Regions from separate parts of the Homo sapiens genome. Here region 1 is linked to region 2. Evidence: read pairs that join two places in POLR2A ChIA-PET (ENCODE). Cell type or tissue: Panc1. All regions are shown on one strand. Each heading gives the region's core, and the rest is flanking DNA. Links, peaks and the distances in the headings are about the cores only.

Region 1 (4,394 bases), core at 73-4,072, 150 kb before region 2:
TCTTCGGGGAATGTCCTCAGTGGGGTGGGCAGGTGCACCTGATGTGGCTGTGGCATTGAACCTGCCTCCAGAGGGCGGTCACTCTGCTCTAGGACTTTATTGCTTAGTCTTTTCTCACTCAAAGTCTTTTGCCAGAAGAAGGCAGGGAGGAGCAAGTCAGTATGCCCAGAGCCTGCCCAAGTTGGGGATGATGTTTGCTCAATTCTGTGCAACCCCAGCTGTTGCTCCAGGTGCTAAGTTAGACACTTGGTAATTAGCGGGACTAATTGATTTAATCATGTTTGTGCTGTTTTTCTTCTCCCTGTTGTTCTTCTTGTCCTGATCCTTCAGGTTTTCCTGGATTCACTCCCAGGTGCGTTGGAAGGTAGTGTTGAAGGAGGATGGATACTCCTGATGCCAGAGATTAGAGCAAGCTCTGGCTTGGTGGTGGTGGGGGTTGGAGGATACTGGTCTCCTCCATATTGTAGATTGGAGTTTCTCAGCCTCGGCACTATGGGCATTTTGAGCTAGACAATTCTCTTTGGTGGGGGGGATGTGTAGCAGCACCCCTGGTCTCTATTCAGTGGATGCCAGTAGCGTACACCTTCCCCATTGTGACAACTAAAAATGTCTCCAGATGCTGCCAAACGCCCGTTGGAGAGGGGGTCAATATTTCTCCATTGAGAACCCCTCTTCTAGATCATACCGACCACTGATATTTAACTTGGACATTTTGGATGAAAATACTCTTCAAAGTCCATGCAGTGGGCTGGGATGATGAATGTCCTCCTTTTTCTTTTTCTTTCTTTCTTTTTTTTTTTTTTTTTTTTGAGACAGTGTCGTTCTGTCACCCAGGCTGGAATGCAGTGACATGATCTCAACTCACTGCAAAGTCCGCCTCCTGGGCTCAAGCCATCCTCCCATCTCAGCCTCCTGAGTAGCTGGGACTATGGGGACATGCCACCACATCTGGCTAATTTTTGTATTTCTGGTAGAGAGGGGGGTTTCACTATGTGTCCCAGGCTGTTCTCGAACTCCTGAGCTCAAGCACTCTGCCTGCCTCGGCCTCCTGAAGTGTTGGGATTACAGGCGTGAGCCACTGTGCCTGCCCATGAAAGCGCTGCTGCTGCTGCTTTTTTTCTTTTCTTCTTTCTTTTTATTTTTTTTGACAGAGTCTCACTCTGTCGCCCAGTCTGGAGTGCAGTGGCACGATCTTGGCTCACTGCAACCTCCGCCTCCCGGGTTCAAGCAATTCTCCTGCCTCAGCCTCCCGAGTAGCTGGGATTACAGGCACCCGCCACCACGCCCAGATAATTTTGTATTTTTAGTAGAGACAGGGTTTCACTATGTCGGTCAGGCTGGTGTCAAACTACTGACCTCAGGTGATCTATCTGCCTCAGCCTCCCAAAGTCCTGGGAGAATGCCCTTCTTAACCACTTCCCATTGCCTTCTTTTGGGCCTGCCATAAACCAAAGCTGAAGGCCAGTGAAGGTGCTGGGTCGGTGGCCAGGACCTGACACCCCATCTCCTCAAACACAGGGTCTTCTCTCAAAACCATACAATCCTTGTGTCAGAAGGGGGAAAAAAAAAAAAAAAGCTGTGATCTATAGAAGGACAACAGGTGGCAGGGTTAGCGTCACCCGGAAGATAAGCAGAACCAGAAAAGCCACTTCTCTGTGGAAGGTGAAATGAAAACTAACCTTCCCCGGCTGCTCAGTTGGAATCAGTCCAATATGGCAGCCGAGGCCTGGGAGAAGGCTTCGCTGTTTCTCTGTCAGTGGGAGCCCTGGGGCTGGCTCTCTCAGCCTTGCTTCTTAAGGGGCCTTGTCAGGTTCTTCGGAGCCTTGGCCTCCTATCCAAAAGTCTTATTTTCATTTGGGGGTCTCCTATAGATGTCAACGTAGTGCTTTGTGTGCAGAAAAAATTCTGCACGCAAATTGTCTTTGGCAAATGAATGAAGATTGATATACTCATGGAAAGGATCCAGACAATCTGAGGAGGGTCTGCAATCCAGGGCAGGAGGGAGGGTGGAAGAGAGAGACCAGCTACCCAGAATCATCCACCTACAGTAGTGCTGTCCAAGAGAAATAAAACGCAAGCCACGCAGGTGATTTCAGACATTCTGGTAGCCACACCGAAAGGAGGACAAAGGAAACAGATGAAGTCAATTTCAGTTATATATTTGATCTCTACCCCAGTATATCCCCAATCTTACTGCAACATGCAATCGATATAAAACAAAGTATTAGGGAGATGATATGCATTATCGAGAAAATATACGTTATGTAGAAAATCAGGCATGTATTTCACACTCAACAGCACATCTCAGTTTTAGACTTGCCATGTTTCTAAGGCTCATTGCCCAGAGGCTTCTGTCCTGGACCGTGCTGGTCTAGAGAGGAAGTTTAAATGATTAAATTTTGGAGATGAACTCCTCATGGTAGAATAGGAATGAAAAATGAAGTTAAGGACTTGTGTGGAAAAGATTTCATCTGCAAATGCCCGTGACTGCCCTGACAAGTGCCTGCCAAGGTAGCGCCTCCGTCCCCCCACACGAGGTCTGTTCGCAGGAATCCATTGGCTGCCGCTCTCCCCTCCCCCTGACCCCTTTGTAGTTCCCTCTATTCGCTTTTGTTTCAAACGAATGAGCACACAAAAAAGGGCTCTGCATTCCACCGGGCAATCTTATTCAAACACGGCATGGTTGTGTTTTTCTCAATTAATCAGCCCGCCCCCGCCCCCCACCTCACTCCTCTCCTCTCCTCTCTGGTTTTCTCTGCATCTTAATCAGGGTCCCAGCTGGACTCCAACTTCAGGATAGTTTCAGAGGCTGCACAGACACCTGCCCAGGTAAATTAAAAGCAGCCCAGGCCTTTTCAGGTTTCTCTTTCCTCTTAGACTGACAAACACTAGGAGGCTTTTCCTTAGGAGGGACAAACGGACACCTTGGGAGAGGAGGAGTTAACCACGGTGAATAAAGAAGGACTAGAAAAGAAAACAGCAGTGAGACAAGCCATCTCCATTCAAAGGCAAGGACTTTGGAAGTGGCCCTTGGTTTCTCTGAAACGTTTGAGTCCGGCTTTGCCTTCGACGTCTCCTTCCCCTGCCCCTGCCAAGGATTGAGAGCTCTGGAAACCTGACTTTGCCTTGGCCTTTGCTTCCGAGGTAGAAGGGCCATTTTGTTCCCTCTGCTGCCTCACCTCGAGGTCTCCAGAATGCTCTGTGATCAGAGTCTTGCAGGCAAACCTGGCCGGGCAGCTGCCCAGGTGGTTATCTGATGGGGCTTCAGAAATGGGTCCTCCCGCTCTCAGCTCTGTACCAACTTCTGCCATTAGATCAGTGGTCTCAACCAGGGGCAATTTTGCCCTGCAGAGGACGTTTGGCAATGTCTGGAAACATTTTTAGTTGTGACAGCTTTGTGGGGAGAGGGGTGCTCTGGGAATCTAGTGGGTAGAGGCCAAGGACGCTGCCAACCATCCTACAGGGCCAGCCCCCTCAACAAAGAATGGTCCACTCTAGAGTGTCAGTTGTACCAAGATGGGGAAACCCTGCATCAGAGCATTTTTCCTTTGAATTTGCAACATTTTTTTTTTTTTTCTCAAAAAGAACCTTCTCTTAGCCTGCAGAGGTCCCTGGGAGGAGTTGTATACACTTAGGCAGATAGATGGTTAAATGACTGCCTTGATTATCAGCTAACACCTTCCAGGGCCTTGTGGGCAGACCTGGATCCAGGCTGGGTACCTGAGGGAGGGTTGAGCAACCCAGGAGGGAGAGAACGGGAGCTGAGAGCTCCCAAACTAAATGTCTGAACTCGAGTCTTTTAAGGGAGGGGGTGCGCTTCCCCCGTAAGGGTCTCATTTCATTCTCTCCAAGGCCTTCCCCTCTATGTGAGCAAAGCTCGGGTTAGGGTCCAGTTTAGGACCTAGTACTTATATCTCTAAGGCTAGTATAATGAACCAGCCTTTCCCGATGTTGCAAGGTAAGTTGCCTTGCAACTTCAAGAGGCAAAAGTGAAAACTTGGAATTTCCCATTGTTTTTAGTAGGGTCAGAGGCAGTCAGCACATTTTCATGGAAGTTCCCATGGAGAAATAGGAAAAAAAAAAAAAAAGAGAGAGAGAGAGAGAGAGAGAGAGAGAGACCAGCCTACTGGTCTACCAGGTCTGAGATGTGGGTTGGCCTTGAAGTTTACTCAGGGTGGGTGGAGCCCTTTTGCCAGGTCACCTGGTCTCAATTCTATCTTCATACAGGCTCTCCCCGGTACTGTGAGATTCTCACAGCTCACACCAGGCTATACTCTTCAGAAATCCTCATTTCACTTCCAGCAAACTCAGTCAAATGGCCACAGGTGTCTGTCTGGCAGTGGGGGTGTGTGTCCTGGATCCACGTGAAGCAACACACAGACCCAGTCCACAGA
Region 2 (4,394 bases), core at 191-4,190:
AGGGCTGGGCATTCAGATGTTCCTCATAGATAAAAAACGAATCTCTGCATTGGCTCCTCCCAGATTCCTTAGCTTGGAACTCTGAAAACACAGTCAGGTGCATCGGCCATACAGCCTTGTTCTCGGTATGCTTAAGTTATTGCTATCATGTGCATTTACCACACTGTTGGTAGAGAAGGGATATCTCAAACTAGCCACCAACTGTTCCAAGTCTCTGCAGCCCCTTTCAGTCATCACTGGGGTGTTTGGCTTTCTTCACCTCCTATTATGTCAGATGGGATAAGGGCTGCAGTGGGTGGTAGCAAAGGAAGGACTTGGAGGGGACACTGATGAGCAAGAAGAGGGAAGACCCATGCAAAGAGGCGAATACTGATCAGCCTGGGAGTTTTGGCCTGTTTGGTTTCTGACCGGGGCCGGTTCACCCCTCCTGAGGCAACCTGGTGGCCTCGTGCTCTCAGGAGGTCACTATATTGATCATGTTGATGGTGAATTTAGTGCAGATGTCTGGTCGGCCCAGAACTCCTGGACCCAAAGATCCTCTTATCTTAGGCACACGGGAATGAAATAATGTCTTTTGCAGCAACTTGGATAGAGTCGGAGGCCATTATTCTATGTGAAGTAACTCAGGAATGGAAAACCAAATATTGTACGTTCTCATTTATAAGTGGGACCTAAGCTATGAGGATGCAAAGGCATGAGTGATATCATGGACTTTGGGGACTTGGGTGGGGATAAGGTTGGGAGGGGATTAGGGATAAAATACTGCATGTTGGGTACACTGCTTGGATGAGGGGTGCACTAAAATCTCAGAAATCACCACTAAAGGACTTATCCGTGTAACCAAAAGCCACCTATATCCCCAAAACTATTGAAATAATAAAAACAAAAAGAAAGAAAGAAAAAAACCAAAGAGGCGAATAAAAGCCTGTGAGAAGTGCCCTGGCTGACTGCTTCTCAATACATTTCAGAAGGATTGACTCACTAGGAATATGGAGACAAGAACCTTACTTCACCCCACCCTTCTAGAAGTTTCCCCAACTATACTTGTTTGAGACTATACATAATTTGGGCCAGGAGAGATTCAAATCATCTAGACTAGGTGTTGGCAAACTAAGGCCATGGGCTAAAACTGACTTGCTGCATATATATATAAAATTATATATATAAATATATATAACTATATATATAATTATATATATAGTTATATCTATATAATTATATATATAATTATATATATATAATTCTATTAGAACACAGCCATGCCCATTTGTTTCCATATTATCTATGGCTGGTTTTGCCATACAACAATAGAGCTGAGAAGTTGCAACAAAGACTGTATGATCTGCAAAGCCTAAAATATCTGCTATCTGGCCCTTTCCAGGTAAATTGTAACCACTGAAAGTCCGCTGTTTCGATTCTGGGCAAGATGCTATGGCAGAACAGGGACCATGATGAACTACTTAGAAAAATACATAAGGCCATGTGAGCTCTTAAACAAGTTTTTTGGTTATATAATTGTAAAGTAGAAAATAAAGAGCCACCCCTAATTCTATCACCCTCTAGTAAGAACTGTCAATATTTTGCTGTGTTTGCATGTAGCTGTTTCTATGCACATATAAAAATATAAGTATATATAATTACATAATTAAAATCCTACTGTGTTTAGTTTTGTATCTTCTATATGTTTGTGTTTTACAGTTTTTGGTGACCATTTTAAATGTCCTTGAAAATTCCTTGTTAACAGGACTTTTAATAACTTTTTAATATATGTCACGACACCGTAATATATGTCACGACACCATTTGACTTCTAGGTAGTTTTTGGTTATTCCTAATTCAAAATATTGTTTGCTATATCAAACAGCATGAACAGAAATTTTTGTCTGATTCTTTGATTATTTCCTTGAGATAGATTCCCAGAAGTGGAATTACTGGGTGAAAGGGTAAGGACAATTTTCAGGGTCTTGATAACATATTGCCAAATTGCTTTCCAGAAAGATTGTACCAATTTATGTTCCCACCAGCAATGTACGAAATTGCCACCTTACCCTACTCTCACCAGCACTGTGCACTATCATTTTAAAAAGTTACCAAATTGATAGGCAAAAATTGCATTTTGTTGTTTTGATTTGAATTTCTTTGATTACTGGTGAGGTTAAACATTTTTTTCATATGTTAAACACTTCTTCGTATGTTTATGGCCAAAGGGAATCTTAATAATGGTCTTCAAGTGTGCAAAGGGGTTATTTAGTAGATTGGGACCAGCTGTTCTCAAAAAGAAACTGGAAACATTTAAACTTCAGCAAGAAAGCAATAGGCCAAAGGTCCCTCAGTGAAAGATGGTCCTAAGAGTGGTCAAACCCTACTGAAACTTATGATGCAGCTCAGCATCTCTTTACTCAAGGTGCAAGGAGAACCAAGAAAAATAGTTGTAAATTGTTGGGTGCTTGTAAGTGCTAGAGATACTGCTCACGTTTACATACGTTTGCATTTAAATGCTCACAAAAGCCCTATGAGAAACATGGGGCTTAGAACTAATTTATTATTAATTATCCAAAGTAGGATTGAAATCTTCACCCTAAAATCCTGGATTCATAACCATTTTGCTATACTGCCTCTGAGAGAACAGAAAATGAACTTTTTTGGCTCAAAGGTTTTGTAAATTCTTCATAAAATGAAGGAAATGTGAATTCATCTCCTAACTCCTCAGCATGACATCTTCTCTCCAGCACAAATCACAGCCTAGTTGTTTGCTGCATAAACCTTTTGTTGGCTGCCCTTTCCTTAGGATGAGAGCAAAACCTTCAACTTGACCTGTACCATCAGCCTGGGCTTTGCTGATTCCTGCTCTCACCTCTAGTTTGCTTCTCTTCAGCCCACCTACTGGACTAGATCCCTACCTATCTCAGGACATCTTGCAAAAGTTGTTACCTTTGCAGAAACTGTCTCCTTACCACCAGCTTCTAACCACCACATGTGTGCATGCATGCATACACACACAACAACATACATAGTTCTTTTGATATGTCTTGTATTTTTCCTTCAAAGAAATAATGTGTGATTATTTGATGAATGCCTGTCTCTCCCACTGGGACCATCAGCTTAGAAAAGAAATGATGTGGATGTGCTCACCAAGTTATTTGCAGAGCTTAGCAGAGTGGGATAGAAGAGGTATGGAACAAATATTTATTGACTGAATAGATGAATGAGTGAGTGAATTAATATAAGCTCCCTGCTGCTATACCTGGGCTGTGCATGTTCTCAGTATTACATCCAACCTGGTCCTGGTTTTTCCCTCTGCCTATCCTATCCCTCTATTTACCCCTAACCAAACAGATTTCCTAACCTCTTCAGCCCATCCGATTGTCAGCTCATTTGGAAGTTCATGGAGGGTAGGAACTGCCTCTCATTTATTCAGTGGCTGTCTCAGCATCTAGCAAGGGGCCATAGACTTAATCAGTGCCCAGCATTATCATTGAGTGAATTCATTTGGACAACTGGTGGCTATCAACCTGCCTCCTTCTTTTCACAGACCCATGCAGGAGACCTCTCCAGGTACACATATTTCCTGCTACTGAATGGCTTAGACTGGGATTTGCAAGGAACTACGAAGTCCAAGACCTTTGCCTTTCTTTTAGAAGAAGGCACCAGCTGGTTCTCCAATGTTGAAGGTCTTCTCCAGAGATGTGAGTTCATTGTAGGACCCATCCCAGCATTTAGACATAGCTCTGACCCTTTGTTCAGGGCAAGATAATCAGATGGTCAGTGCAGAGGATGCCCCATGATACCAATTCTGGCAGTGGCTGGGCAGGGTTTGCTCTTGTGATCAGACACAAGGTGAACCTGGGCAGGGATTTTTGGGTGTTTTTATTTAAGGATATCCCAAACCCTTTGAGCAGTGTCTGGCACATAGCAGGTACTCAAAATTGGATGGATGGATCTATATATTCCTGGGCCACAGGGGCATGCAGAAGGAGTGAAAAAACAAGAAGGAAGACAAGGAAGACATTGTTTTGGCTGCTGACATTTCCTGAAAGATCTGAGGCGTCCCCTTCACTTCGGGCATGGGACCCAGACGGCTGAGTGATGGGTGGGCAGCCCTTTTTCTCCAGCTCTGCTTGCCTCATTCCCAGCCCTCTATCCTGAGCTCCAGGGAAGGCCCTCATGCGATTTAGCATCAGAGCTCTAATTAGATGACTTTCTTACCCTGGGCACATGTCTGGACCTTCTGGGCCACTGGTGGAGGAATAGAGGAAGAAACCCCAGCCCCTCTGGTGTGTGGTAGTCTGGGCCCCTTCAACATGGCCGCTTCCATATCCCAACCGCAAGCGCACCTGATCACCATATCCCTGTTACTCCCATGGAATGACTGTGATGGTACCTGGGTCAACACAT

What was found. Peaks named below come from ENCODE experiments on the same cell type or tissue, not always from the same donor. Only the 100,000 strongest peaks of a DNase experiment are listed, where the experiment ranks them.
Region 1: POLR2A ChIA-PET joins it to region 2 with 5 read pairs; 6 of 35 experiments call an interaction of 5 or more read pairs at or near these places.

What each region holds. Positions count from the first base shown.
Region 1 is chr17:72,475,021-72,479,414 of GRCh38, reverse strand. The region is part of intron 1 of LINC00673 (long intergenic non-protein coding RNA 673); the gene reads left to right. Among named protein-coding and RNA genes, the nearest start is that of LINC00673, 120 kb to the left of the region's middle. RefSeq lists an enhancer at 2,161-3,074. In Panc1, for the core only: no CTCF peak of the experiment used is centred there; no DNase peak of the experiment used is centred there; H3K4me3 peaks cover 2,661 bases; H3K27ac peaks cover 3,952 bases.
Region 2 is chr17:72,325,084-72,329,477 of GRCh38, reverse strand. No RefSeq gene overlaps it. Among named protein-coding and RNA genes, the nearest start is that of LINC02003, 16 kb to the left of the region's middle. In Panc1, for the core only: no CTCF peak of the experiment used is centred there; no DNase peak of the experiment used is centred there.